2 separate regions of the Homo sapiens genome follow, and region 1 is linked to region 2. Evidence: chromatin loops called from intact Hi-C (ENCODE). Cell type or tissue: psoas muscle. All regions are shown on one strand. Links, peaks and the distances in the headings refer to the core of each region. The heading gives the core; the rest is flanking DNA. Region 1 has its middle 27 kb from the start of MAGEE1. Region 2 has its middle 110 kb from the start of PBDC1.

Evidence for each region. Hi-C counts contacts between places; a loop is a spot of excess contacts. Peaks named below come from ENCODE experiments on the same cell type or tissue, not always from the same donor. Only the 100,000 strongest peaks of a DNase experiment are listed, where the experiment ranks them.
Region 1: a loop joins it to region 2, with 6 times the contacts of the local background. A loop is called at or near these places in 55 of 110 quality-filtered maps.

Annotation. Positions count from the first base shown.
Region 1 is chrX:76,448,628-76,461,789 of GRCh38, forward strand. No RefSeq gene overlaps it. Among named protein-coding and RNA genes, the nearest start is that of MAGEE1, 27 kb to the left of the region's middle. In psoas muscle, for the core only: a CTCF peak has its summit at 6,209 (motif pointing left); no DNase peak of the experiment used is centred there; H3K27me3 peaks cover 459 bases.
Region 2 is chrX:76,272,729-76,285,890 of GRCh38, forward strand. No RefSeq gene overlaps it. Among named protein-coding and RNA genes, the nearest start is that of PBDC1, 110 kb to the left of the region's middle. In psoas muscle, for the core only: a CTCF peak has its summit at 6,417 (motif pointing right); no DNase peak of the experiment used is centred there; H3K27me3 peaks cover 381 bases.

The DNA.
Region 1 (13,162 bases), core at 2,500-10,499, 180 kb after region 2:
ATATATATATACTTGCACATATTTATATACACATATACATGTCTATAGATTACATTTTTAAAATCATTCTTCTGTTGATGGAAACTTAAGTTGCTTCCATTTCTTAGCTATTGGCAATGATGCTACAATAAACATTAGAGTGCAGATATCTCCTTAACATACTGATTTCAAATCTCTGGACACGTGGCCAGAAGTGGGATTGCTAGATAATATGATAGTTCTAGTTCTAGTTTTCCAAAGAACATCCATACTGCTTTCCAAAGGGAGTATATTAATTTATATTCCCACCAGTAGTGCACAAGGGCTATTTTTCTCTACATTCTTGCCAAAATTTATCTTTTTTTAATAAGTTATTCTAACAGATGTGAAGTCATATCTTATTGTAGTTTTAATTTGCATTTTCCTAGTATTAAGTGATGTTGAGCATTTATTTATATATTTAATGACCATTTGTAGGTCTGCTTTTGAGAAATGTTTATTCAGGTCCTTTGCTCATTTTTAAATTGGGTTAAAATTTAAAATTAAAATTAATTTAATTTAAAATTAAAATTTAAACTTTTTTGCTGAGTTTAGTTCCTTATATATTTTGAATACTAGTTCCATATCAGATGTATGGTTTGCACATATATTCTTCCAATCTATGGGTTGCCTCTTCACCCCATTGATTGGTTTCTCTTCTCTGCAGAAGCTTTTCAGTTTGATGCAATTCCACTTAGTTTTTTTTTTTTTTCTTTTGCATGTGTTTTTGGGTTCATATCCAGGAAATCGTTGCCCAGACCAATGTGAAAGAGTTTTTCACTTATGTTTTCTGCTATTAATTATACAATTTCAGGTTCCATATTAATCCCTTAATCTAGTTTAAGTTGATTTTTGTATATGGAGTGAGATGAGCATCTAATTTCATTCTCTTTATGTGGATATCTGGTTTTCCCAGCACCATTTGTTCAAGAGACTGTCCATTCTTCATTGTGTGTTTTGGGATCTGTGTCAAAGATCAATTGAATATAAAAGCATGGATTTATTTCTTGGCTCTCTATCCTGTTTTATTTATTGGTGTGTCTGTCTTTATATTAGTACTATGCTACTCTGATTACAATCACCTTATGGTATATTTTGAAATCAGAGTATGTGATGCTTTCTGACATTTTTCATTTACAAAAGATTTCTTTGGCTATACTGGGTCTTCTGTGGTTCCATAATTTCTAGGAGTTTTTTTAAAATTTCTGTGAAAAATGACATTAGAATTTTGAAAAAATTGCATTAAATGTTTAGACAGCTTTGGATAGTGTGGAAAATAACAATAATTTTTTAAAATTCTTAAATGTGGGCTACATTTTCATTTATTTTGTCTTTATTTGATTAATGTTTTATAGTTTTCAGTGTACAGATCCTTCAGGAAATCATAAAAATTATTTCTAAATATTTTTGTAGCTATTAAAAATGGAATTGTCTTGATTTCTTTTCAGATAGTTTATTATTATTGTTTAAAACACAATAGTTTTTTTGTGTATTGATTTTGTAACTGACAAATTTACAGAATTTGTTTATTAATTCTAACAGTTACTTGGTCGAGTCCTTAGGGTTGACTATATATAAGATCATGTCATCTGCAAAAATAGAAACTTCTTTTTCATATTTGGATTTCTTAAATTTGTTCTCCTTGCCTAATTCCTCTGGCTATGACTTCCAGTGTTGTGTTGACTAGAAGCGGCAAGAGGGGGCATCCTCATCTTGTTTTTAAGTTTTTTTTTTTTATTTTTATGAGTATATAGTAGGTGTATATAATTATCAGGTGTACAAGATATTTTGATACAAGAATACAATGTGTAATAATCATATCAGGGTAAATGGGGTGTCCCTCATCTCAATAATTTATTACTTCTTTGTATTACAAACATTCCAATCATATTTTTTAAGTTGTTTAAAAATGTACAATTATTGTTGACTGCAGTTATTCTCATGTGCTATCAAATACTAGATCTTATTAATTCTATCTAACTGTATTTTTGTACCCACCCCCACTCCCCTCCCACACACACTACAGTTCTCAGCCTCTTGAAACCATTATTCTATTCTCGATCTCCATTAGTTCAGTTGTTTTAATTTTTAGCTCCCACAAGTGAGTGAGAACATGTGAAGTTTATTTTTGCTTTTGCTGCCCGTGCTTTTGGGGTCAAATCCAAGAAATCTTTGTCAAGATCAATTTCATGAAGGTTTTCTCCTTTTTATTTTTCTAATAGTTTTATAGTTTTTGGTCTTACGTTTAAGTCTTTTTTCTATTTTGAATTGATTTTTGTATATGGAATGAGACAAGTGTTCAGTTTCATTCTTCTACCTGTGAATATCTAGTATTTTCAGCACTATTTATTGAAGACTGTCTTCTCCCCATTGTAGGTACTTGGCATCTTTGTCAAAGATTAATTAATCAGAGATGAGTAGATTTATTTCTAGGCTCTTCTTTCAGTTCTGTTGATCTATATGTCTATTTTTCTGCCATACCATGCTGTTTTGATCATTATCAAATCAGCTTTGTAGTTGATTTTGTGACCATGTAGTGTGATGCTTTCAGCTTTTTTCTTTCTGCTCAAGATTGCTTTGGTTATTTATGATATTTTGTGGTTCCATATGAGTTTTAGGATTGTTTTATTCATTTCTGTGAAAAAGGTCATTGGAATTTTGATAAAGATTACACTGAATTCAGATTGGCTTTAGTAGTATGAAACTTTAACAATATTATTTCTTTCAATCTATGAACATGGAATAGCCTTTCTGTTTATTTGCATCTTCTTTAATTTTCTTTATCAATGTTTTATAGTTATCAATGTACAGATTCTTTAACTTTTTGATTAAATGTATTCCAAAGTATTTTTGTAACTATTTTAAATAGGATTGCTTTCTTGATATTTTTCAGATAGTTTGTTTTTAACATATACACATGAAACTAACTTTTCTACATTGATTTTGTATCCTGAAGCTTTAATGAATTTATTTGTTCTAACAGTTTTTTGCTGGACTTTTCACGGTTTTTCATATTTCAAATAATAGAACACAGACCATTTAACTTCTTACTTTCCAATTTGAATGGCTTTTATTTATTTTTCTTGCCTAATTGCTCTGGCTAAGAGCTTCTAGTAATATGTTGAGTAGAAGTAATGAGACTGAATATCCTTGTGTTGTTTCTTACCATAGAGAAAAAGGTTTTACTTTTTCACTCTCAAGTTTGATGTTAGCTGTGGGCATGTGATACATGGCCTTTATTCTGTTGAGGTACATTGTTTTTATACCTAATTGGCTAAGAGTTTTTATCATGAAAGAATGTTGAAAATTTTAAATGTTCTTTGTGCATCTATTTAAATAATCTTATAATTTTTATTCTTCATTCTGTTAAAGTGTTGCATCACATATATTGATTAGTGTATGTTGAATTATGCATCTTAGGGAAAATCCTACTTAGTCATTATGAATGGCCCTTTTTATTTGGTATTAAATTTGTCGTGTTAGTATTTTTTGAAGATTTTCTTTGTATTTGTGTTCATCAGGGATATTGGCGTGTAATTATTTTTCTCAGACTATTTGTGTCTGCCTCTGGTGTTAGGGCATTGCTTGCCTAGTACATGTTTTTAAAAGCATTCCCTCATTTTTAATTTATAGAAAAGAACTTTAGCAGGATTTGTATTAGCTCTTTCTTAAATATTTGATAAGATGTAGTCAAAAAGCCATCTGATTCTGGGTTTTTCCTTTTGGGGCGTTTTGAATACTAATTAGATCTTTTTATTATTGGTATAAGATTCTTTATTTCTTCATGATTCAGTTTTCATAGGTTATATTATTGTATGAATTTATTCATTTCTTCTAGATTATCCAATTTGGCAGTATGTGATTACTCATAATGGTTTCTTATGATTTTTTTTATTTCTGTACTATCAGTTGTAATGTATCCTTTGTATTTCTGAGGTATCAGTTATAATGCATCTTTTCACTTTTCTAATTTTGTATATTTAAATCTCTCTTCTTTTATAGTGTAGCAAAAGTTTCCTTGATTCTGTTTATCATTTTTACAAAACTAACTCTTGTTTACCTTTCCTGTTGTTTTTCTAGTCTATTTTATTTATGCTCTGATCTTTGTTTCTGCCTTCTTACACTAACTTTGGGCTTAGTTTACACATCTTCACTCAGCTCCTTGAGATCTTATGTTAGGTTGTTTGTTTGAGATCATTCTTCTTTTTTGATGCATTCATTTATTACAATTAGCTTCTCTCTTAGAACTACTTTTGCTACATCTAAATGGTTTGTAAATGTTGTGGTTCTATTTTATTTTCTCTCAAGATATTTTTTATTTCTCTGTTAAGTTCTCCTTTGATCCATGGGTTGTTTGGTAGCGTGCTGTTTAATTTCCATATATTTGCAAATTTTCCTGTATTTTTTTCTTGTTGATTCCTAGTTTCATATCATCGTAGTCAAAGAAGAAACTTAACATAATTTATATCTTCTGAAATTTGTTATGACTTCTTTTGTGGCCCAACATATGACCTATCTCAAAAAGTATTCCACGTATGCTTGACAGAAATACATACTTTACTGTTTTTGGATAGAATGTTTTGTATGTGTGTTCACCCCACTTTATCTAAACTGTAGTTCAAGGGAAGGAACAAGATGACTGGCTAGATAAAGCAAGGAAGCACCTCTTACACCAAAAGAAAGCAAAATATTTAGTAAACCATCACACTTTGAACAGACATTTTGAGAGAAAATACTGCAAGTCAATAGATAGGTGATACAGACACTGAGGCTGAAGAGGGAGGAAGCTAGGAAACTCACATCCAGTCACCAAGCACCAAGACCAGCTCACAGTCCTTAACAGGTCCTAAGGAAGTGATGAGTGAAGAAACAGTGGGGCACCACACTCCCACAGTGGATCTCTGAAATCCTAAATACAAGACATCCCATGACCCACATAAACATTTGAATTGACAGAGCAAACTGCATGGAGAGTAGGTGAAGGCAGAGCTCAAACATGTGCAGACTCCAGAAGATTTTATGGCATGCAGAGGAGCTGCAGCAAAATGCGACCATAGGTGTCCATTTGCCAAGGTTTTCCATTTTTATCTAAGTGGCTGTAGCCCCAGCTGTCTGTTAGGCCAGGAAAAAGCAGGCCTTCCTTTCCTGTTAGACCAGGGCACATTTTATCTACATGTCCCCTTCTCTGCTGGCCCTTCCTAAGGTAGCCTGCCTGGCTGCTTCTGCAAGAGGATGCACACAGCACACAATTCACTGCCTCACCTTCGTGTGTTGTTGGTGGCTTGGGAGCAGTTTGGCTCCACCAACACAGCTAGTGTTTGACCCCAAGGACCCAGAAGAAAATGCCACAGGCCCAGTCCCAACCCTCTAGTGTTTGAGCACACAGCCCAGGGTTATTGAGCTGAGATCTGTGGCCTGAGCTTGAGCCAGAGAAGAGCCCCCTGTTTCAGAACACTGCAAAGCATAAGGAATGTGTTTGTGTGCTGAAATAGGAGCTAGGCATTCCTTCCTCTGCAAGACTGGCCTGGGTTGGCCTGTTGGCCAGCTACAGCTTTTGTCTGAGGGAGCCATGTGAACCAGAACACCTGGAACAACTCAGCGATCTGGGCACAGAAGGCCTGGGACAAATCTAGCTGGTCAAGCCTGCACATGAGGAGACACCAAAGGGAGACTCAGACAGAAAACTGCAAGCTTGGAGGAACCCACAGCCATCTGCTGGGAAAAAAAAATCCCCAGGCTGCAGGTGCTACACTAGATGCAAACCTACAGAACCACCACCCTACCTATGAATTCTCTGCCCTTTATACACTGCATCACCAGACCACTCACAGACATACTCCACAACCCACTGTGACCCTGCCAAGTTGAGAGAACCAGTGGATCACTGAGGAGTTGCAGGTCTCCCAGTGGCCTAACCTTCAGCTCAAGTCACCCCAAGTGAAGGGGGAGTGCAGCCCATAGGGGTCCCCTTGAAGGTAAAGAAATGTGGGTGCAGCTCCAGTGATCAAAGGGGCTCTCCCCAGGCCTAGGAACAGACTTGGCGAGGGGGTAATCTCTCATCCCCATCCCCCAACTGCCCCTTCCCAGAGCAGTGCTGCATATGCATTGAAATAGAAAAGAGGCATGAAGCTAAGAATCTCTCTGCGGATACTTACTCTTAAGCACCATCTACTGGATTGTAGCCTGCATTACACCACAAAGCAAAAACAAATTCCTTCAGCACCCAGTCAATGCCGGTAAAACCCAATTCAGAAAGCCAGCTACAACTAAGATGCTCATATGCCTTGGCTTTCTGAGAGAACCCAGAAATAAAGCAAATTGACTATACCCAACATACACCACAGTCAAACCCTCAAGAGAAAAAAAGAATATAAAAACCAAAATTTTAATTTAAACAACAACAATTTAAAAAGAAAAAGGAACACTAACCCCTTCGGATGAGAAGGAATCAGTGCAAGAAATCAAACAACTTAAAAGGTCATAGTGTTGTTCTTTACTAGAGGATTGCATTAGCTCACTAGCAATGGATTCTAACCATGTTGAAATGTCTGAAGTGACAGACATAGAATTCAGACTGTAGATGTCAAGGAAGCTTAATGAGATTTAAGAGAAAGTTGAAATCTAATCAAAGGAGGTAGGTAAAATGATCCCAGAGTTGAAAAGTGACATAGACATTTTAAAAAATAAGTAAACTAAATTTCTGAAACTTAATAATTTACTACAGAAATGTCAAAGTATAGTTGGAAGACTTAAAATTAGACTAGAACAAGTAGAAGAAGGAATGTCAGAGCTTGAATACTCTTTCTTTGAATCAACCCAGTCAGACCAAAGTGAAGAAAAAAGAACAGAAAAATGAGCAGAGCCTTCAAAAAATTTGGGATTATGTAAACAAACCAAACCTATTGAGGCAGCAGAATAGGGCCTGGAGGCAGGGAATATGGGACCAATCCATGCTGACTTCCTAGAACTAAAGCAAATGAAAGCACTTTAGCAATGACAGGAATGTGAATGGTTTTGTAACTTCACTTCATCCTCTCTATTCACGCCATTTACACTTTGTAACTGCACATTCATCCTCACCATTTACATAGACCACATGCTCCAGGTAACATGCTCTCCTTTTACACTTTGCAACTTCATATTTATCCTCTCCATTTACATAGACCACACACACCAAGTAACAGCTTCTCCATTTACAATAGGGTGCATTCTGAGTAAATGACTTTGTGACTTCACTTCATTCTCTTCATTTACATAGAATATTCACCAAGTAACCAATGGGAAACCACTAGAGTATTGAAACCCCAGAAAATTCTGTAAGTGGAGCTCTTGAGCCTCCATGCTTGGGCCTGCTCCCACACTGTGGAGTGTATTTTTGTTCTCAATAAATCCCTACTTTTGCTTTCCTCACTTCATTTTTGCATTTTATCCAATTCTTTGTTTGAGATGCCAAGAACTTGGACACCTTCTATCAGTAATATATTGACACACTACCATATCTAAGAGAAAATGTGAGAGTAAACAATTTGGAAAACATATTTGTGGATATGGCCCATGAAAATTCCTCCAATTTTTCTACAGAAGTTGACATTCAAATTCAAGAAATTCAGAAAACCCCTGAGACATACTATACAAGATGACTGCTCCAAGACATGTAGTCATCAGACATTCCGAGGTCAGCATGAAAAAAATCTTAAAGAAATTTAGAGAAAAGGGTCAAATCATTTACAAGAGGAACCCCATCAAGGTAACAGTGGAATTACTAGCAGAAAGCTTATAAGACAGAAGAGATTGAGGGCCTATTTTCAACATTCTTGAAGAAAACATATTCCAACAAAGAATTTCATATTCCTACAAACTAAGCTTCATAAGAAAAGAAGAAATAAAAACTTTTTCATACATGGAATAACTAAGGGAATTTGTTTCCATTAAACCAGCCTTCTAAAAGATTCTTAAGGGAGTTCTAAAGATGGAAACAAAAGAACAATACTTGCTATAACAAAAACACAATTAAATACATAGCCCAGAGATGCTGTAAAGCAACTACACTATCAAGACTACAAAGCAACTAGCTAAAATCACAACAGGATCAAAATTTCATATATCAATATCAATTTTGAATGTAAATGGCCTAAATGCCCCACTTAAAAAAAAAAAAAACAGAGAGTAGCAAATTGAATAAAACTATGACTCAATTATTGCTGTCTTCAAGAGGCCCATCTCACATGTAACTACACCAATGGGTGCAAAGTAAAGGGGTGGAGAAAGAGCTTTAAAAAAAAAGCAGGGATCACTATTTTTATATCAAATAAAACAGACTTTAAACAAAAACAGTTAAAAAAAGGACAAATAAGAGCATTACGTAGTGATAAATGGCTCAATTCAACAAGACTTAACTATTCTAAGTATACATACACCCAACATTAGAGCACCCAGTTTAATAAAACATGTATGTCTAGAACTAGAAAAAGACTTAGACAGCCACAGAATAATAGTGGGGGACATCAACACCATACTGAGAATATTAGGTTGATTATCAAGGCAGAAAACTGACAAAGAAAGTCTGCACTTAAATTAGACACTTGGCAAATGGGAACTAATATATATATTTCACCCATCATTCACAGAATATACATTCTTCTCATCTGCTCATAGAATGTACTCCAAGATTGATCCCATGCTCAGCCATTAAGCAAGTCTCAATAAATTTTTTAAAAAGTCATACCTAGCATAATCTCAGACCACAATGGAATAAAAATATAAATAAATACCAAGAAGATCTCTCAAAAACCACAAAATTAATTGGAAACTGAAATACTTGTTCCCAAATGACTTTGGGGGTAAACAAGAAAATTAAGGCAGAAGTCAACAAATTCTTTGAAATAAATTAAAACAGAGATACAACAAAAAATCTCTTGCAACAAAAGCAGTGTTTAGATCAAAGTTTGTAGCACCAAATGCCTACATAAAGAAGTTAGAAAAGTCACAAATTGACAGTTTAACGTTGCACCTAGAAGAACTAGAAAGAAAGAGCAAACTAACCCCAAAGCTAGCAGAATAAAATAAACAACTGAAATCAGAGCAGAGTGGAATGAAATTGAGACATAAAAATTTATAAAAATGATCAATGAAACCAAACAGAGAAGATCCAAATAAGCCCAATCAGATGACAAAGGTGACATTATAACTGATCCCACAGAAATACAAAAGGTCTTCAGAAACTATGATGAACACCTCTATGCACAGAAACTAGAAAATTTAGATAAAATGGATAAATGTCTGGAAACACACAGCCTACTAATATAGGATCAGGAAGAAATTGAAACCCTGAACAGACTGATAACATGTTCCAAAATTGAATCTGGCATAAATACCAACCAAAAAAGCTGTGGACCACATGGATTCATAGTTAAATTCTACCAGATGTACAAAAAGTGTTGATACCAACTCTACTTAAACTATTTTTAAAAATTTAGGCAGAGGGACTCTTCCTTAACTCATTCTACAAAACCAGCATCATCCTAATACGAAAGTCTGACAAACACACATGAAAAAGTAAACTACAAGCCAACATTCATGATTAATATATATGCAAAAATCCTCAACAAATACTAGCAAAGTGAAACGAGTGGCACATGAAAAAGTTAATTCACTATAATTAAATAGTCTTTATTCCTAGGATGCAATGTTGGTTCAAGATATGCAAGTCAATAAATGTGATTTATCACAGAAACAAAGTTAAAAACAAAAACTATGTGATCATCTCAAAAATCCTTTGATAATACCTAACATCTCTTCATGATAAAAACCTTCAACAAACTAGGCATTGAAGGAACATACCTCATAACAATAAGAGTCATTTATGACAAACCCACAGCCAACATCCTACTGAAAGGGCAAAAGCTAGAGTCATTACCTTTCAGAACTGTATCAAGACTGAAACAAGCCCACTATCACCACTCCTATTTAACATGGTACTGGCAGCCCCAGCCAGAGCAATCAGGCAAGAACAAAAAATAAAAGGCACCCGAATAGGAAAAAAAAAAAAGTCAAGCTCTCTCTCTTCATTGGTGAGATAATTCCATCCCTAGAACACCCAAAAGACTCTGCCAAAAGGCTACTGGAGTTGGTAAACAATTTTAGTAGGGTTTCACAAAACAAAATTAATATTCAAAAATTAGTAGCATTTCTATGCACCAGTATTATCCAGTTTGACAGTCAAATCCACAAAACAATTTTATTTATAATAGCAACAAAAAAAGAAATAACTATAAAAATAGCTAACCAAGAAGGTGAAAGATTTCTACAAAAAGAATTACAAAACACTGCTGAAAGAAATCAGCAACAACAGAAATAAATGAAAAAAAATTATGCTAATGGATTGAAAGAGTCAATATTCTTAAAAGGCCATACTGCCTAAACCAATCTACATATCTAATGCTATTCTTACCCAAATACCATTGTTGTTCTTCAAAGATTTAGAAAAATTTATTCTAAAATTTATGTGGAACCAAAAAGGAGACTGGATAACCAAAACAATTCTAAGCAAAAAGAACAAACCTTGAGACATTACACTACCCAACTTACAACTATACTATAAGGCTGTGGTAATCAAAACAACGTGGTACTTGCACAGAAACAGACACATAGACCAATGGAAGATAATAGAAAACACAGAAATAAAGCTGTACACCTCCAGCCATCTAACCATCAAGAAGGCTGACAAAAACAATGGGTGAAGGACTTCCTATTCAATAAACAGTGCTGAGATGACTGCTATGCTATAGACAGGAGAACGAAACTGGACCCTTACCTTTCAGTATACACAAAATTAACTGAAAATTGATTAAAGATTTCAAGGTAAGACCTCAAACTGCAAACATCCTACAAGACAACTTGGGAAATACCATTCTTGACACTGGACTTAGCAAATAGTTTGTAAGTCCCCGAAAGCAATTGCAATGAAACAAAAATTGACAAGTGGGACCTAATTAAACTAAAAAACATTTGAACATCAAAAGAAACTCTCAACAGAGTAAACAGGCAATCTACACAGTACCAGAAACTATTCATAAATTATGTATCCAACAAAGGTCTATTATCCAGAATCTAGAAAGACCTTAAACAATTAAACAATAAGAACCAATTAATCCTAATAAAAATGGTCAAAAGGCATGGACACTACTCAAAAGAAGTCCTACAAGCATCCAGCAATCATATGAAAAAAGTTCTAAATCACTAATCATTAGGAAAATGCAAATCAAAACCACAATGAGACACCATCTAACATCATCTGTCAAAATCGCTATTATTATTATTACTTATTATTTTAGTATTTGAGACAGAGTCTCACTCTGTCACCCAGGCTGGAGTGTAGTGGCACTATCTTGGCTCACTGCAGCATCTGCCTCCCAGGTTCAATCAATTAACATGCCTCAGCCTCCTGAGTGTCTGGGATTACAGGTGCATGCCACCACACACAACTAATTTTTTTGTATTTTTAGTAGAGACAGAGTTTCGCTATGTTGGCCAGGCTCATCTCAAACTCTTGCCCTCAAATGATCCACCAGCCTCAACCTCCCAAAGTGCTGGGATTACAGGCATGACCCACCATGTCTGGCCAAGAATCGCTATTATTAAAAAGTCAAAAAACAACAGATGCTGGTGAGGCTGCAAAGAAGAGGGAATGCTTATATACTGTTAGTGGGAATGTAAATTAGTTCAGCCACTGTGGAAAGAAGTTTGGGGATTTATCAAAGAACTTAAAACAAAACTACCATTTTACTCAGCAATCTCATTACTGGGTATATATCCTGAAAAAAATTACTAAAAAAAAGCTATGCACTCATGTTTGTCACAGCATTATTCACAATAGAAAAGATAAGGGATCAATGTAGGTGCTCATCGATGGTGGAGTGGATTTTTAAAAATGTGGTATATATACACCATGGAATACTACACAGCCATAAAGAGGAATGACATCATATCTTTTGCCACAACATGGATGCAGGAGACCATTATTCTAAGCAAATTAACCTCAGAACAAAAAGGCAAATACTACATGTTCTCACTTGTAAGCAAGAGCTAAATTTTGGGTACCCATGGATGAAAAGGTGACAACAACAAACACTGGGGACTACTAGAAGAAGGAGGGAGGGAAGGGTAAGGGTTTAAAAACTAGCTTCTAGTACTATGTTCACTCTCTGTGTGACAGGATTATTTGTATCCCAAACATTAGCATCACACTGTGTACCCATATAACACACCTGCACATGTACCCCCTGAATCTAACATGAAAGCTGAAATTATAAAACAGGTAAAATAAGTTCAACAGAATTTGGATGCTAATTTTATATCCTGCAACTTTACTGAATGCATTTATTAATTCTGAAAGTGTTTTGGTGGAGTCTTTAGGGTTTCATACATCTGAGGTTATGTCATCTGCAAACAGAGATAATTTCACTTTTTCCTTTTGATCTTAGCAGAAAAGCTTTCAGATTTTTATCACTGAGTATGATGTAAGCTATGGGATTTTTATATACGCTATTTATTATGTTGAGTTATTTTTATACCTATTTATTTCAGAGTTTTAAAAATCATGTACTGAAGTCAACTTTTGGCAAGTATATATTGTTTTATTTTTATTTTTTACAGGTTCGTAGTAGGTCTATATATTTTTGGGTATATGAGATGTTTTGATACAGGCATGCAATGCATAGTAATTACATTATGGAAGATAGTGAGGCCATCCAATCAAGCACTTATTTTTTGTGTAACAAACAATCCAATTATACTCCTATAGTTATTTTTAAATGTACAATTAAATTATTTCTGACTATACTGGACCTATTGTTCTGTCAACAGCAGGCCTTATTTATTCATTCTAACTATTTTGTGTATCCATTAACTATCCCACATTCCCAGTAGCTCCCTGATACCCTTCATAGTATCTGGTAGCCACCCTTCTACTCCCTGATCTCCATGGGTTCAATTGTGCTGATTTTTAGACCCCACAAATAAGTGAAAACAGGCAATGTTTGTCTTTTAGTACCTGGCTTATTTTACTTAACATAGTAACTTACGGTTTCAACCATGTTGTTGCAAATGACAGAATCTCATTTTTTATGACTGAATAGAACTCTAG
Region 2 (13,162 bases), core at 3,296-11,295:
CACACCAGTTAGAATGGCGATCATTAAAAAGTCAGGAAAAAACAGGTGCTGGAGAGGATGTGGAGAAATAGGAACACTTTTACACTGTTGGTGGAACTGTAAAGTAGTTCAGCCATTGTGGAAGTCAGTGTGGCGATTCCTCAGGGATCTAGAACTAGAAATGCCATTTTACCCAGCCATCGCATTACTGGGTATATACCCAAAAGACTATAAATCATGCTGCTGTGAAGACACATGCACACGTATGTTTATTGCGGCATTATTCACAATAGCAAAGACTTGGAACCAACCCAAATGTCCAACAATGATAGATTGGATTAAGAAAATGTTGCACATATACACCATGGAATACTATGCAGACATAAAAAATGATGAGTTCATGTCCTTTGTAGGGACATGGATGAAATTGGAAATCATCATTCTCAGTAAACTATCGCAAGAACAAAAAACCAAACACCACATGTTCTCACTCATAGGTGAGAATTGAACAATGAGATCACATGGACACAGGAAGGGGAATATCACACTCTGGAGACTGTGGTGGGGTGGGGTGAGGGGGGAGGGATAGCATTGGGAGATATACCTAATGCTAGATGACGAGTTAGTGGGTGCAGCGCACCAGCATGGCACATATATACGTATGTAACTAACCTGCACAATGTGCACATGTACCCTAAAACTTAAAATATAATAAAAAAAAATTGAAATAGCTGACCAAAAAAAAAAAAAAAAACAAATTCCTGGTGGCTTCATTTACACTGTGAGGGTAACATGCCATACTCAAGCCTCAGCAGTGGTGGACACCCCTCCCCCGCCAAGCTGGAGCATCCCAAGTCGACCTCAGACTGCTGTTCTGGCTGCAAGAATTTCAAGCCAGTGGATCTTAGCTTCCTGGGCTCCATGGGGTTGGGATCCACAGAGCCAGACCACTTGGTACCCTGGCTTAAACCCCCTTTCCAGAAGAGTGAACGCCTCTGTCTGACTGATGTTTCTGGTGCCACTGGGAGATATATATATATATACTCTTGCAGCTAGCTCAGTGTCCTCCCAAATGGCTGCCCAGTTTTGTTCTTGAAACCCCAGGCCTTGGTGGCATAGGCACCGGAGGGGATCCCCTGGTCTGTGGGTTGCAAAGACCATGAGTAAAGCACAGTATCTGGGCTGGAGTCTACTGTTCTTCATGGCACAGTCCCTCATGGCTTCCCTTGGCTAGGGGAGGAAAATTTCCCAACCCCTGGCACTTCCCTGGTAAGGTGAAATGCCAACCTGCTTCAACTCACCCTCTGTGGGCTGCACCCACTATCCAACAAGTCCCAATGAGATGAACTGTGTACTTCAGTTGGAAATGCAGAAATCACCCACCTTCTGTATCTATCTCGCTGGGAGCTGCAGACGGGAGCTGTTCCTATTTGGCCATCTTGCCAGCAAATTCAACAATATTAATTCGTTCAATCCATGAACATAGATGTCTTTTCATTTCTTTGTATCGTCTTCAATTTCTTTCATCTATGTTGTATACTTTTCAGTGTAGAGATCTTTTACCTCCTTGGTTGAACTTATTCCTGAACAGTTTATGTTTTGTAGAGATTGTAAATGGGATTGTTCTCTTATTTTCCTTTTGAATTACTTTGTTGTTAATATATAGACATGCTACTGAATTTTCTATGTTGATTTACTGAACTCATTTACTTTATTGAATTTGTTTTTTACTTCTAGTTCTAACAGTATTTTGGTGGAGTCTTTAAGTTTTCTGTGTATAAGATTATGTGATCTTCAAACAGAAATGATTTTACTTATTTATTTTTAATTTGGAATCCTTTTATTTTTTATAAGCTTTCAACTTTTCCTAATTTAGTATGATGTCTGCTGTGGATTTGTTAGAAATGGTCTTTAATGTGTTGAAATACATTTTTTATTTCTAGTTTTTTGAATGTTTTCACCATGATGGAATGTTGAATTTTGTTGAACAATTTTTGTATATCTATTGAGATGATCAAATGGCTTTTGTCCCTCATTCTGTTGGTGTAATGTGTCATATTGATTGGTTTGTATATGCTCAACCTTCCTTGCATCCCTGAGATAAGCCACACTTGATTATAGTAAATGATTTATTTTATGTGCTGTTGAATTTGATTTGCTAGTATTTGGTTGAGAATTTTTGAGTCTATGTTCATCAGGAATATTGGCCTATAGTTTTCTTTTTTTGTTGTCTTCTCATCTGGCTTTGGTATGACGGTGAATTGGCCTCATAGAATGAGTTTGAATGTATCCTTTTCTATTTAATTTTTTTGAACAGTTTGAGGTTTGAATAATACTAGTATTCTTTAAATGTTTGGTGGAACTCAGCTTTGAGCTAGAGGCCCTGAGCTATTCTTTAACAAAAATTTTTTATTATAACTTCAATCTAATTATTCATTATTGCTTCATTGAGGTTTTCTATTTCTTCTTGGTTCGATCTTAATAGGTTGTATGTGTCCAGGAATTTACCCATTTCTTCTAGGTTTTCCAATTTGTTGGAGTGTAGGTTGTCCATAATAGTCTCTAATAATTCTTTCTTTTTCTGAAGTCTCAGTTCTTATGTCTCCTTTTTTTGTTTCTGATTTTATTTATTTGAATTCTCTCTTTTTTTTCTTAGTCTAGCTGGAGCTCTGTTAATTTATTTATCAAAAAAACAACTTTTTGTGTAGCTGATCATCTGTATTTTTTTACTTTTAATTTTATTTATTACTGCTCTGATTCTTGTTACTTTGTTTCTACTAATTTTGGGTTTGTTTGCTCTTTCATTTCTAATTCCTTGAGGTGCATCTTTAAGTTGTTGATTTAAACTCTTCATACTTTTTTGATGTAAGCATTTATTGGTATAAACATCCTTATTAGTACTGCTTTTGCTGCATCTTATAGATTTTGGTATGTGGTATTCCATTTTCATTTGTTTCAAGAAATATTTAGGCCGGGCGCGGTGGCTCACGCCTGTAATCCCAGCACTTTGGGAGGCCGAGGCGGGCGGATCACGAGGTCAGGAGATCGAGACCATCCTGGCTAACACGGTGAAACCCCGTCTCTACTAAAAATACAAAAAATTAGCCGGGCGAGGTGGCGGGCGCCTGTAGTCCCAGCTACTCCGGAGGCTGAGGCAGGAGAATGGCATGAACCCCAGGGGGCGGAGCCTGCAGTGAGCCGAGATTGAGCCACTGCACTCCAGCCTGGGCAACAGCGAGACTCCGTCTCAAAAAAAAAAAAAAAAAAGAAATATTTAAACTTTATTCTTAATGTCTTCATTGGCTCATTGGTCAATCAGGAGCACGGTGTTTAATTTCCACGTGTCTGTGTAATTTCCTAGATTCCCCTTATTATTGATTTCTAGTTTTTTATTCCATTGTGACTAGAGGAGATTCTTGATGTAACTTATATTATTTTTAAGTTTTAAAAACTTGTTTTGTGGCCTAAGATATGATTTATTCTGGAAAATATTCCATGTGCTGATGAAAAGAATTTTTATTCTCCAGCAATTGGGTGATATTATGTGTAAATATCTGTTAGGCCTATTAGATCTCACGTGTAGTGTAACCCCCTGTTGCTTTTTTGATTTTCTGTCAAGGTGATCTGTCCATTACCAAGAGTGGGTTATTAAAGTCCTCTACTATTATTATAATGCAGTCTATCTCTCCCTTCAGATATATTAATGTTTGCTTTAGAGTGTTGTAAGCTCTGGTGTTGGATGCATAGATATTCATAAGTGGTATACCCTCCTTCTGAGTTGACTCTTTTATTATTATATAGTGACCTTACTTTAAAAAATCTTTGATTTACAGTCTATTGTATTAATATCAATATAAGCATGGCTACTCTTGATGTTTTTTGGTTTTCATTTCAATGGAATACCTTTTTCCATGCCTTTACTTCGGTCTGTGTGTGTCTTTGTAGGGTAAAGTGGGTTCCTTAAAGCAGCATATAATTGTGCCTTGTGTATTTTTCTATTCAGCCACTTTATGTCTTTTAATTGAAGACGAGTCCATTTACATTCAGTGTTATTATTAATAAGTAAGGACTTACTACTGTCATTTTGTTGCTTGTTTTCTGGTTGTTTTGAGACCCCTCTTTTCCTTTCTTCTTGTCTTACTCTCTTTCTTTGTGGATAAGTGATTATCACTGGAATTATGTTTTAATTTGTTGCTTTTTTTTAGTGAATCTAAAAATCGGTTTTTGTGCTGTGGTTATTATTAGACTTAGAAAAATATTTTATAGATGTAACAAGCAATTTTAAAGAGAAAATGACTTACCTCAAATCACAAATGAAAGAAAAGAAAGAAACAAAGGGAGAATAACACAAAAAATCTACTCTTTTACTCCATCATCTCTCTTATTTTGACTTTTACTTGCCTCAATTTACATATTTTTATATTGACTATCTATCTATTAAAAAGTTGTTGTAGCTATTATTGTTTTTGCTAAATTTTTATTTTGGGCTCTGTACTAGAGTTATGAGTGGATTGCACACTGAAAATACAGCAATATTCTGGGTTCATGTATGTACTTTACTATCAGTGGGTTTTATGCCTTGAAAAGTTTTATTTTGCACATTAGTGCATTAGTGTTGTTTTCTTTCAGACTGAAGTACACCCTTTAGCATTCCTTATAATGCAGGTGTGGCAGTGGTGAATTCTATCAGCTTTCATTTTTCTCTAAAATAATTTATCTTTCCTTCAAATTTGAATGAAAATTTTGTTGGATACAATATTCTTGGGTGAGAGGCTTTTTTTTAAAAAAATTATGCTTTAGGTTTTGGGATACATGTGCAGAATGTGCAGGTTAGTTACATAGGTATACACCCGCCATGGTGGTTTCCTGCACCCATCAACCTATTATCTACATTAGGTATTTATCCTAATGCTATCCTTCCCCTAGCCCCTGACCCCCGACAGGTGTGTGATGCTCCCTTCCAACAGGGTTTTTTTTTTTTCTTCTTTTTTTTTTTATTATACTTTAAGTTTTAGGGTACATGTGCACATTGTGCAGGTTAGTTACATATGTATACATGTGCCATGCTGGTGCGCTGCACCCACTAACTCGTCATCTAGCATTAGGTATATCTCCCAATGCTATCCCTCCCCGCTCCCCCCACCCCACCACAGTCCCCAGAGTGTGATATTCCCCTTCATGTGTCCATGTGATCTCATTGTTCAATTCCCACCTATGAGTGAGAATATGCGGTGTTTGGTTTTTTGTTCTTGCGATAGTTTACTGAGAATGATGATTTCCAATTTCATCCATGTCCCTACAAAGGACATGAACTCATCATTTTTTATGTCTGCATAGTATTCCATGGTGTATATGTGCCACATTTTCTTAGTCCAGTCTATCATTGTTGGACATTTGTGTTGGTTCCAAGTCTTTGCTATTGTGAATAATGCCGCAATAAACATACGTGTGCATGTGTCTTTATAGCAGCATGATTTATAGTCATTTGGGTATATACCCAGTAATGGGATGGCTGGGTCAAATGGTATTTCTAGTTCTAGATCCCCCAACAGGGTTTTTTTTAAAAGCACTTTGAAAATGTCTTTTTTTTTCCTGCAGCATTTTTGGTTACCATTAAGAAATTTGTTGCCATATGAATTGAATCTCTTTTACATGTTATTTGCTACTTTTCTCTTGCTGCATATAGGATCTTTTTGTTCTTGCCTTTGAGAGTTTGATTGTTATTTCCTTTTGAGGTAGTCTTATTTGGGTTGAATCTGTTGTTATCAGACCTTCCTGTGTCTGGATATTTATATATTGCTCAAATTTTGGAAAATTTTTTGTTATTATTCCTTTAAATAACCTTTCCAGCCTTTGTTCTTGCTCAGCTCCCTCTTGAACACCAATAATTCTTAGATTTGATCATTTGAAGTAATTTTCTACACCTTGTAGTTGATCTTCATTCCTTTTTATTCTTTTTTTATTTTTTGGCCTCTAAATGTGCACTTTCAAATAGCCAGTCTTCAAGCTCACTGATTCTTTCCTCTACTTGATCCATTCTACTGTTTTGAGCCTCTAATGACTTTGGATCAGCAAATGTGTTTCTCATTTCCAACATATCTTTTTATTATTTATGTCAGTTTCTTAGTCAAATTTTTCTGATAAATTTTTAATTTACTTTTTATTGTTATCTTGGAGATCAATAGGTTTCCTTAAAACTGCTACTTTGAACTCTTGGTCAGAGAGCTCACAAATTGCTATCTTGTTTTGGTCAGTCACTGGATTTTTGCTTTGTCATTTGGGGAAGGTTATGTTTCCATTTGCTGTAGTTTTCTGTGGTTATAAATCTATGTCTTTGCATTGAAGTATTTATTTTTTATTCCACTTTTCTTTATCTAGCTTGTTCTGGTTTTTACTAGATATATTTGCTTAAGTTTTACTGTTTGCTTTAGGTTTACTGATAGGTTGCTGTCTCCTTTTTGGCTCTAGGTGGCACCCTAACCCCAGGTTTGTCTCAGCTCTAGTAAATTGTCAGAGCACTACCAGTTCCAAATGTGGAAGATCCTAAAGGGATTATCCCAGCAGAGTGGGAAGTCTGGCTGGATTTTTCCCTGGGGACCTGGAGAATGTACCTCCAGCCACTCTCATTTGGGATCTTTTTGGCTGACTTACAGAGCTGAATTTCCTGGCTAAGGATGCTAGTCTTTCTTCTTTCCTTTGTCTCTGCCTGTCCTCAGGGATAGTTCTCCCTCTGGATGTTGTGATAGTACCTATGAATTAAGGCACAAACAGTTTTTTTTTGTTTTTTGCCAAGGGAACCAAGAAGGTGAAAATGATGGTTGACCAGCTCAATTTTACTTTTCCCAGTGTAGAAATCATGAGTTGAGGTGAGTTACTCATTATGGTTGGTGCCTGGAAGAATGGAGGGGAGGGCATTGTGGATGTGAATTTCCAGATCTCCTACGGTCTGCTCAGAGTTTTTCCACTGCTCTGTGACCCTGATAACTGTCCACCCTTATACTTGAGCTCTGGGTTGTTGCCTGTGAAGATCTTGGTGCTATATATTTTTTTTTTGTTTTTGTTTTTCGTGGGTGAAAGAGAAACAAACTTGCTTCTATATTGCCATGCTAGAATTGAAACTCTATAATTATTTTTGACATCTTGTGTTAAAACTTTAACTTCTTTAGGATTTCCCTGGACATTATTAGCCCTTAGTATTTTTGCATATATCTCAGAATCTGCTAATTTTTATATATAATTTGTTTATAATCTACCATATCGCCATTTGATTTTTTAAATTTAAAAATTTTTAATTTATGTGGGTACATAATAGGTGTATATGTTTATAAGGTATATGAGATATTTAGACACTGACAGGCAATGCATAATAATCACATCATGGAAGATGGGGTATTTATCTCTTCAAGTATTTATTCTTTGTGTTACAAACGATTCAGTTATACTATTTTAGTTATTTTTACATACACAATTAAATTATTATTGATTATAGTCATCCAGTTGTGCTATCAAATACTAGGGCTTGTTCATTCATTTTAACTATATTTTGTACCCATTAACCATCCCCACCTCCCGCTCACTGCCCCACTACCTTTCGAAGCCTCTGACAACCGTCACTCTACTCTCTATCTCCATGGGTTCAATTGCTTTGATTTTGAGATTTCACAAAAAAAGTGACAACATGTGATGTTTGTCTTTCTGTGCCTGGCTTATTTCACGTAACATAATAAACTCCAGTTTCATCCGTGTATGGCAAATAACTGAATTTTATTTTCTAATAGCTGAATAGTACTCCGTTGTGTATATGTACATTTTCTTTTTCTTTTTTTAAATTTTACTTTAAGTTCTAGGATACAAGTGCACAATGTGTAGGTTTGTTACATAGGTATTGTGTGCCATGGTAGTTTGCTGCACCTATTAACCCATCATCTAAGTTTTAAGCCCCACATGCATTAGCTATTTCTCTTAATGACTTTCCTCTCCTTACCTCCCATCCCCAGACTGGCCCCGGTGTGTATCGTTTCCCTTCCTGTGTCCATTTGCTCTCATTGTTCAACTCCCACTTATGAGTGAGAACATGTAGTGTTTGGCTTTCTGTTCCTGTGTTAGTTTGCTGAGGATGATGGCTTCCAGATTCATCCATGTCCCTGCAAATCTCATGATCTCATTCGTTTTTATGGCTGCATAGTATTTCATGGTGTATATGTACCATATTTTCTTTATCCAGTCTAGAATTGTTGGGCATTTGGGTTGATTCTATGTCTTTGCTATTGTAAATAGTGCTGCAATAAACTTACATATGCATGTGTCTTTATAGTAGAATGATTTATATTCATTTGGATATATACCCAGTAATGGGATCATTGGGTCAAGTGGTATTTCTGGTTCTAGATCCTTGATGAGTCACCACATTGTCTTCCACAATGGTTGAACTAATTTGCATTTCTAGCAACAGTGTAAAAGAGTTCCTCTTTATCCACACCCTCACCACCATCTATTGTTTCTTGACTTTTAAATAATTGCCATTCCAACTGGCGTGAGATGGTATCTCATTGTGGTTTTGATTTGCATTTCTCTAATGATCAGTGATGTTGAGCCTTTTTTCATATATTTGTGGGTCACATAAATGTTTTCTTTTGAGAAGTGTCTGTTTATATCCTTTGCCAACTTTTTGACGAGAATGTTTGCTTTTTCTTGTAAATATAAGTTCCTTGTAGATTCTGGATATTAGACCTTTGTCAGATAGGTGGATTGCAAAGATTTTCTCCCATTCTGTAGGTTGCCTGTTCACTCTGATGATAGTTTATTTGCTGTGCAGAAGCTCTGTAGTTTAATTAGATCCCATTGCCAATTTTGGCTTTTGTTGAATTTGCTTTTGGCATTTTCATCAAGAATTGTTTGCCAATGCCTATTTCCTAAATGGTATTGCCTAGGTTTTCTTCTAGGGTTTTTATGGTTTGGGGTTTTACATTTAAGTCTTTAATCCATGGATGTCTTGTCTCAACATTCCTATTCAACATAGTATTGGAAGTTCTGGCCAGGACAATCAGACAAGAGAAAGAAATAAAGCATATACAAATAGGAAGAGAGGAAGTCAAATTGTCTCTGTTTGCAGATGACATAATAATATATTTAGAAAATCCCATCATCTCAGCCCAAAAACTCCTTAAGCTTATAAGCAACTTCAGCCAAGTCTCAGGATTCAAAATCGATGTGCAAAAATCACAAGCATTCTTAGACACCAACAATAGGCAAGCAGAGAGACAAATCATGAATGAACTCCCATTCACAATTGTTAAAAGGAGAACAAAATACCTAGGAATACAGCTAACAAGGGATGTGAAGGAACAAGGAGAACTACAAACCACTGCTCACGGAAATAAGAGAGGACACCAACAAATGGAAAAACATTCCATCCTCATGGATAGGAAGTATCAATATTATGAAAATGGCTATACTGCCCAAAGTAATTTATAGATTCGATGCTATTCCCTTCAAACTACCATTGACATTCTTCACAGAGTTAGAAAAACATACTTTAAATTTTATAGGGAACCAAAAAGGAGCCCATATAGCCAAGACCATCCTAAGCAAAAAGAACAAAGCTGAAGACATCATGTTACCTGACTTCAAACTATACTACAAGGCTACAGTAACCAAAACAGCATGGTACTGGTACAAAAACAGACATATAGACCAATGGAACAGAACACAGACCTCAGAAGTAACACTACACATCTACAACCATCTGATCTTTGAGAACTCTGACAAAAACAAGCAATGCAGAAAGCATTCCCTATTTAATAAATGGTGCTGGGAAAACTGGCTAGCCATATGCAGAAAACTGAAACTGGACCACTTCCTTACACCTTACACATTTCCTTTTTGCATTAGTCTATTAAGAGACACTTAGATTGTTTCCAAATCTCGGCTATTGTTAACAGCATTACAACAAATATGGGAGTGCAGATATTTCTTTGACATACTGGTTTTCATACTTTGGGTATATACCCAGCTGTAGTATTGCTGGACTGCATGGTAGTTCTATTTTTAGATTTCATTTTGGAGGATTCTCCAAACTGTTCCCCATAGTGGCTGTACTAATTTAGATTTCCACCAACAGTGTATGAGTGTTCCCTTTTCTCCACATTCTTTCCAGTGTTGCCTATCTTTTGGATATAAGCCATTTTAACGGGAGCGAGTTGATATCTTATTGTAGTTTTGATTTGCATTTCTCTGATCGTGAATGGTGTTGAGCACCTTTTCATATGCCTGTTGTCATTTCTATATTTTCTTTTGAGAAATGTGTATACCAATCTTTGTGCACTTTTTGATTGAATTATTAAATTTTTCCCTATAGAGTTGTTTGAGCTCCATGCATATTCTGATTATTAATCCCTTGTTATATGGGTAGTTTGCAAATATTTTCTTCCATTCTGTGAACTGTCTCTTCACTTTGTTGATTGTATCATTTGCTTTGCAGAAGCTCTTTAACATGATGTGATCCAATTTGTTGATGTTTGCTTTGCGTGCCTGTGCTTGTGGTGCATTGCTTGACAAATCTTTGCCCAGAGTAATGTTCTGGAGATTTTCCTGAACATTTTCTTGAAGTAGTTTTATAAACTGAAGTGTTAGACTGAAGTCTTTGATTCATTTTGATCTAGTTTTTGTGTAGGGTGAAAGATAGAGGACTAGTTTTATTCTTCTGCATATGGAGATCCCGTTTTTCTTCACCATTTATTGAAAAACAATAAACATACACTGTCTTTTCCCCAGTGTATTTTTGGCACCTTTATTAAAAGTGAATTTGCTGTAGGTGTATGTATTTATTTCTTGCTTCTCTATTCTGTTCCATTGGTCTGTCTGTTTTTATGCCAGCACCTTGCTGTTTTGGTTACTATAGCTCTGTAGTATAATTTGAAGTCAGGTAATGTGACTGCTCCAGTTTTATTATTTCTGCTTAGGATAGCTTTGGCTATGCTGTGTTTTTGTAGTTCCATATAAATTTGAGAATGTTTTTTATTTACCTGAAGAATGTCTTTAGTATTTTGATAAGAATTGCATTGAATCTGGAGATTGCTGTAAGTAGTAAGGACATTTTAAAAATATTGAATCTTCCATTCCATAAACATGAAATGTATTTCTATTTTTTATGTTCCTTTCAATTTCTTTCATCAGTGTTTGATAGTTCTTATTATAGAGATTTTTCACTTTTCTGGTTAGGTTAATTTAATGTGTGGCTATTGTATTAACAAACGGGATTGGTTTTTAATTTTTTTCACATTGTTTACTGTGGCATATGAAAACGTGACTGATTTATGTATGTTGATATTGTATCCTGCCAGTTTACTGAATTTGTTTATCAGTTCTAATAGTTTATTTTTGGGGAGCCCTTATTTTTTTCCATATATAATATCATATTATATGTAAACAAGGATAATTTGACTTCTTTTTTTCCATTGTGAATGTCCTTTATATCTTTATCCTGTCTGATTCCTCTAGTTAGAATTTCCAGTATTATGTTGAGTAACAGTGATGAAAGTGGGCATCCTTGTCTTGTTGCAGATCTTAGAGGAAAGGCTTTCAGTTTTTTGCCATTTGGTATGGTACTCACTGTGGGTCTTTCATAGATAACTCTTATTACATTGATGTATGTCCCTTCTGTACCATGTTTTTTGAGAGTTCTTTTCTAATAGTGAAGGGAGGTTACATTTTATCAAATGCTTTTTTAGCCTTAATTAAATAATTATATGGTTTTATCCTTCATTCTGTTGATATGGTGTATCACATTGATTGATTTGCATATGTTGAAGCATTTTTGTATCCCAGAAATAAATCCCACTTGGCCATATTGTATATTCTATCTAACTATTGTTGAATTTCGTTTGCCAGTATTTTGTTGAAGATTTTTGCATCAATATTCATCAGTGATATTGACTCATAGTTTTCTTTTGGTTTGTTTTTTATTTTTATGTGACTTTGTTTGGTTTTGGTATTAGGGTACTAGTGGCTTTGTAGAATGAGTTTGAAAGTATAACCTCCTCCTCTATTTTTCAGAAAAGTTTGAGTTTAATTGGTATTATTTCTTTAAATGTTTGGTAAAATTCAGTAGTGAAGCCATTGGGTTCCAGGCTTTTCTTTACTGGGAGACTTTTTATTACAGCTTTAATCTCATTACTTGTTAGTGATCTCAGGATTTTTATATCTTTCTGGAGGTTCTATCTTGGTAGGTTGAATGTGTCTGGGAATTTTTCCATTTCTTCTAGATTTCCCAATTTATTGTCGTATAGTTGCCCATAGTAGCCACTTATAATCCTTTGAAATTCCATGGTATCAGTCATTATGTCTTCTTTTTTATTTTGTTTTATTTGTATTATCTCTCTTTTTGTCTTGATTAGGCTAACAATTGGTCTATTTTGTTTAACTTTTCAAAAAACCAACTTTTTGTTGCACTGATCTTTTGAATTGGTTCTTCATTTCAATTTTATTTATTTCTGCTCTGATCTTAATTTTTTTCTTCTACTAACTTTGTATTTGACTTGCTCTTGCTTTTGTGATTTTAATATGCATTGTTAGATTGTTTATTTTGAGTTTTTCTCTTTTTTGATGTAGGCATTTAGAGCTATAAACTTTCGTCTTTGTACTGCTTTCACTGTATACCTTAGGTTTTATATATCATGCCCCCATTATTATTTGTTTCAAGATGTCTTTCCATTTTCTTCTAAATTTTTTCAATGATGCAGTAGATATTCAGGAGCATATTGTGCAATCTTCATGTATTTGTATATTTTCCAAAACTGCTCTTTTTTTTCTGATTTTGATTTCTAATTCTATTTCATTATGGTTAGAGAAAATACTTGACATTATTTTAATTTTTTTTGAGATGTAGTCTCACTCTGTCACCCAGACTGAAGTGCAGTGATGCAATCTCAGCTCACTGAAACCTCTGCCTCCTGGTTTCCTGTGATTCTCCCTCCTCAGCCTCCTGAGTAGCTGGGATTACAGGCATACACCACCCTGCCCAGCTAATTTTTTGTATTTTTAGTAGAGACTGGGTTTCATCATGTTGGCCAGGCTGGTCTCAAACTCCTGACCTCAGATGACCTACCCACCTTGGCCTCTCAAAGTGTTGGGATTACAGGTGTGAGCCACCATGACCTGCCTCATTTTAATTTTTAAAATGTTT